Linked DNA regions of Homo sapiens: region 1 is linked to region 2. A link is an interaction called in ENCODE POLR2A ChIA-PET data of the cell type or tissue named here. Cell type or tissue: endothelial cell of umbilical vein. All regions are shown on one strand. Each heading gives the region's core, and the rest is flanking DNA. Links, peaks and the distances in the headings are about the cores only. Region 1 overlaps APP (amyloid beta precursor protein). Region 2 overlaps APP (amyloid beta precursor protein).

The links. ChIA-PET counts read pairs that join two places held together with the same protein. Peaks named below come from ENCODE experiments on the same cell type or tissue, not always from the same donor. Only the 100,000 strongest peaks of a DNase experiment are listed, where the experiment ranks them.
Region 1: POLR2A ChIA-PET joins it to region 2 with 7 read pairs; 3 of 35 experiments call an interaction of 5 or more read pairs at or near these places.

The regions. Positions count from the first base shown.
Region 1 is chr21:25,925,019-25,927,821 of GRCh38, reverse strand. The region is part of intron 13 of APP (amyloid beta precursor protein); the gene reads left to right. Among named protein-coding and RNA genes, the nearest start is that of GABPA, 190 kb to the right of the region's middle. In endothelial cell of umbilical vein, for the core only: no CTCF peak of the experiment used is centred there; a DNase peak (open chromatin) is centred at 1,711; H3K27ac peaks cover 2,500 bases.
Region 2 is chr21:26,039,378-26,042,180 of GRCh38, reverse strand. All of the region lies in intron 5 of APP (amyloid beta precursor protein), which reads left to right. Among named protein-coding and RNA genes, the nearest start is that of APP, 130 kb to the left of the region's middle. In endothelial cell of umbilical vein, for the core only: no CTCF peak of the experiment used is centred there; no DNase peak of the experiment used is centred there.

The DNA.
Region 1 (2,803 bases), core at 251-2,750, 110 kb after region 2:
AATGTGTTTTAAAGGAAAAGGGACTTCTTCTGTACCCTCAGTCTAAGCCAGACAAGTGATATTTCAGGAAAATGTCCCTAGCAATAAGGAATATTTTCACAAATGATGTGAAGCTTTGTTTGTGTCCCTTCCAGGGCAGTTTGTTACCATAAGGGGACAAAGCATGCTTCATTTAAACATGTGTGGCCAGGAAACTGTTATTTTTAAACAAAAATAAACCCCGATTTAGACATGTAGTCTGAGTTTTAACTCTGGGAGATTTTCAAGATTGATAGTGTAGCTAAAAATAACTGACCTAATTTTCTGGAGGTCAAGATAAAAACTGGATTTGTGGTACAGCATTTACTTTGTGATAATATGTGTATAAATTCTTCCCCAAGTTGGAAAATGTGGCCGCGTCATACAGGGCTGTATCTCTCTTGACCATTGAAGTGCCTAGGTCGCTACACTACAATTTGACTTAGAGTTGGTGAAACTTCTGGCCATTCACGTAGCCATCGTATTCATCCTGAGAAAGGGAAACCTAAAGACTTGGGAGAGTGTTCTGGGAGGAAAGTGCTATTGAGAATGGGCTGTCCAAGCAAAGTGACAGGCAGGCCTCACTTAGCTAGAAGAGGGAGCTTTTCAGCCCTGCTCCACCATCAGGAATCTCCGTGACCTTGGACTACTGCTTTAATCTCTTTTATCCTGGCTTCTAAAAGATACCGTCGAATTCATTCTTTTTCAAACCTATCAAAAATTTGAAATGTATGAAAAAGAGGGTGCTTGTGATGATAGATGGGTTTATGCTTCCTTTTTTTTTTTTTTTTTTTTTTTTTTGAGACGGAGTCTCACTCTGTTGCCCAGACTGGAGTGCAGTGGCGCGATCTCGGCTCACTGCAAGCTCCGCCTCCGGGGTTCACACCATTCTCCTGCCTCAGCCTCCCGAGTAGCTGGGACTACAGTGCCACCACCACATCTGGCTAATTTTTTTTGTATTTTCAGTAAAGATGGGGTTTCACCATGTTAGCCAGGATGCTCTCGATCTCCTGACCTCATGATTCCAAAGTGCTGGGATTACAGGCGTGATATGCTTCTTTAATATTAGTTTCTAATCCAAGTAATATAGCCATGTCCTCTATAAAATGGAACTTTTCATGGAACAGTGAGAAGGTTGCATTAGGAATTGGGATACTTGGGTTCAGATTTCAGTTCTGCCACTTGCTAGTTTTAAGTATACTTCTCAGGATGGATGTCAGTTTGTTCAACTGTCAGTGGGAGTAGTGATCCCACTAAGGAAGATTATTGTGGTTATCAAATCAGCAGATGGGTATGAAAAGGCCATGAGTGCAGTTCTCATGGTTATGAAGGTGTCATAACTGGCATAGTCCCATCACAGTATGGCTTTGGCATCGCAGATGGCTGTAGCATATATGCTAATCAGAACATCCCTACCGTCCTTAAAGATCTCATGGGTTCTCTCCCAAATCAGCTGCTCCACCGACCTACAAGTAAGTCCATGCTTCTTTAGTATATTTACTCACTAGTGAAGGCCCGTCTGCTAAAAGTGTCTTCAGTAGGGGAGAGCTGCTCTTTTCTGGGAAACCCAGCAATGAAGTTTGTCCTGTGATGCCCTCTACACTTACTGACCTGTTTCCTGAGAACTTCCCGTAACAAATGGTCCAGGGAAGAAGGAAGTCTGTGACCAGTCTTTCCTTTCCTGTGGCTTTCTGGTTCAGAAATGTGACCCTGATGATAAGAAACTTCAAGGCATGACTCTGGTGTTTTGGCAATATTCCCCTGGCAGTATTGTTTCTTGGCTCACACTCATCTCATGCCTTGCTTTGTTTGCTTTGTTTTTGAGAATTGTTTTTTTGTTTGTTGTTTGTTTTTGGTTTTGGCTTGTGAGACAGAGCCTTGCTCTGTTGCCCAGGATGGCGTGCAGTTGGCACAATCTCGGCTCACTGCAGCCTCCACCTCCCGGGTTCAAGCAATTCTCCTGCCTCAGCCTCCTGAATAATGGGGATTACAGGCACACACCACCGTGCCTGGCTAATTTTTGTATTTTTTTAGTAGAGACGGGTTTCACCATGTTGGCCAGGCTGGTCTTGAACTCCTGACCTCAAGTGAACCACCCACCTCGGCCTCCCAAAGTGCTGGGGTTACAGGCGTGAGCCACCACGCCCAGCCATTATGTTTGTTTTTCTTTCATGAAGGGATAACCGAGGCTGTTGTGTGGTGGTGTCTTGGTACAGCTCGTGGCTGTGGTCAGTGTGGTGGAGGGTAGGTCTTCTCAGATGGTAACATGCATGAGAGTCACCTGGGGATCACATTAACATGCAGATTCTGATTCCCTGGATCTGGGTGGGACCTGAGGTTCTGCATGTCTAACAAACTCCCAGAGAACACCCATGTAGCAAGAGTACAGACAAAAGGATTCAAAGCGAAGGGACTGCAAGAACCATGGAACCAGCCTCCCACGATTTTGCGGATGACGAACCCGAGCCTTGGGGAGTTTCAGAGGCCATGGAGAGATGAAGTATAATAAACAGCATAGCAGTTGTATGTTGAGCCAAGAATCAGACATGCACAGAACTGCTGATTGGAAAATTAAATCTGTTTCTCATAGCCCTGGTGTGGCAAAATGCCTAGCTGGAAGTGGGTGACCGCTTGATTTACAGTGGGCCTCCTGGGTAGGGAAAATTAGTCCATCCCATTTACAGCTACTTCCAATGCAGCTGTGTCAGGGGAGAGAGAAGAAAGGACATGGAAGAGAGCGTAGAGGTATGATCTTCAGTCCTTTCAGGCAGGCACATAAGTAAAT
Region 2 (2,803 bases), core at 135-2,634:
CCTTTCTGCATTGCATTTTGAGAAATGATATTAAATGCTCAAGGAAAAAAAACCTAACAACTTTAGAGGGCCGCAAAGTGAATCATACAAAAGATAAATTAAAGCTTTAAATCTTTGCCAGTGGATGAGTCAAGTAAGAGTGGATTTAATGAAATGGCTCATGGCTTTGAGAAGCAGCTGTCATAATGCTGGGTTGGCAGCTTCCAGGACTGTGTGAGGCTTTCTGACTGTCTATACTGAAATAGGAGAACTCATTTGAAAATGACGAATAGGAGAATAGCAGAAACTTGCATTTTCTTTTGAGGGAACTGGCTGCCAGTTTTGAGGTCCTTATTTAGAAATGCTCGATTCCTGTATTGAATAAACTTGGACTACATGTATGTCAAAAAGAAAAGCAAAACACTTTTATAGCCTTAAGCAGATTACAGATGTGTGGCCAAACCAGTGGGGTCTGTTTTTGTTTCCAAGCAGGTGATGGCTGGAAGAGGAGATGCCTCTGTAGTGCAGGGCTTGAGTTGCTGCTGTCTGAGCTACATCTGGCAATGAGACTGTGCTGCTTACTGAGACCTAATGGCACAGGTTGCCCCAGTAACAGGATATTGCTGAATGAGAAATACTGTAGGATTCATTTGTAAGAGTTATTTGGAGGGTTGGATTATTCAGTGCTAAGGATCCTAAGCTACTGATGCATGGACTCTTTTCTTCCCTCCAGTATCTTTTAATTAAACTGTACAAATTCCCTGGCTTAAAAATAGTAGGAAAAGAGGAAGAAAATACAGATTCTTATGATTTTAACTGGTCTCTGGCAATAGTACACCGAAACATTAATTTCTTGTTGAAACCATCTGGATATTTGTATCTTCAGTGTAAAACCCCTAATTTAGATAGGACTCTCCATTGTGACATGGAAAAATAACCCTTTAATTAGTTAATTAATTTTACTGTGGCCTCAAAATCTACATATTAGCATATCAAGCCAAAAACTGTTGGCTTTACTTGGGAGCCATGTGGCTTAAACTAGTACCAGTAACTTACCACAAGGAACTCAGCAAAATTATAAGTCCATGTTTGTTTTGGAAGGAAGGCAATTATTACGAAAATAATTTAGAGATGTTCAAACTATTTCCTTTGAGTAGAGGTAGAGAGTGAACAAAATCTGTCCCAAGTGGGAGCTAACTAGCTTCCTTTTTTGCCCTCCCTGTTTACAAAGTAACACTTTTAGTTTACTAGGTAACATTTGCAGTATCCCCAGTGTTTCAATGTAAAATTGTAGGTGGTAGACTAATGCCACTTAGCCAAAGCCATGATCACCTGAATTTTTAATATATATTTTTGTATGGAGTGAGATACTGGGAGAACAGTCTTCATTAGCTTAAACTCTAGAATGTACTGTTTGTTTGTTTGTTTGTTTGTTTGTTTTGAGATAGAGTCTCGCTCTGTCACCCAGGCTGCAGTGCAATGGTGCAATCTCAGCTCACTGCAACCTCCCCTCCCAAGTTCAAGTGGTACTCCTGCCTCAGTCTCCCGAGGATTACAGGTGCCTGCTTCCACACTCAGCTTTTTTTTTTTTTTTTTAATGGAGACGGAGTCTCACTCTGTTGCCCAGGCTGGAGTGCAGTGGTGTGATTTGGGCTCACTGCAACCTCTGCCTCCCAGGTTCAAGCGATTCTCCTGCCTTAGCCTCCCGAGTCGCTGGGATTACAGGTGCCAACCACCATGCCTGGCTAATTTTTGTATTTTTAGTAGAGACGAGGTTTCACCATGTTGGTCAGGCTGGTCTCGAATTCCTGACCTCAAGTGATCCACTGGCCTCGGCCTCCCAAAGTGCTGGGATTACAGGCATAAGCTACCATGCCCAGCCAAGAATGTACAATATTTTTAAAGAAATGCGGTTTATTACCATAAAATACAGGTTGAGCATCCCTAATCCAAAATCTGAAATGCCCTAAAATCCAAAATGTTTTGAGCACTGACATGACAGCAAACGTAGAAAATTATGTGACTTTATGTGTTCAATGTATACAAACTTCCTTTCTGAAACAAAAATTATTTAAAATGTTGTATAAAATTGCCTTCAGGCTGTGTGTATAAGGTATTTTTGAAACATAAATGAATTTTATGTTTATACTTGGGTCCCATCTCCAACATATCTTATATGTATGGAAATATCCCAAAATTTGAAAAAAATCTGAAATCTGAAACACTTCTGGTCCCAGGCAGTTTGGATAAGGATTACTCAATCTGTAAATACAGTAGCTCAAATTGATTTTGTAAGGCAGTCAAGTTATTATTTATAGTATTTTAATTTGTATTATTCTTTTAATATAGCAATTCATTTTATATATTTATATAAATAAATTTTTTGCAATTGAGCAAATTAAAAAAATTAAGTGCTTCCTTCAGATCTACATTTTATTTTCTATTTGTTATCAATTTAATAAGTAAAGGACACACAGATCATCTGATTGTGTTGTCAGACATTTGAAGGTGCAACTGATGAATGTTCACTGTTGTACTTTGTTTTGTCATGTAAATTGTTTTAAAGAGAAGTGAATGTTGAGCATATAGTAGGCCACACGTGCCTGTGGATTGGCTCATTGTTTTAGGAATGTGTAATTCTGGAAAAGATTTGCCAAGGGTATTCAAAAGTATAGTTTGATATTAGAAATTATTTGAAAATAATCTTTATAGCATAGCACCATTTTATTTAGATCAATAGTAATTCAAGCAGTATACATAATTTGCTATTGTAAGCGTAGCATATAACCTAAGTTTTCTTTTACATTTGAGACCACTGTTTGCT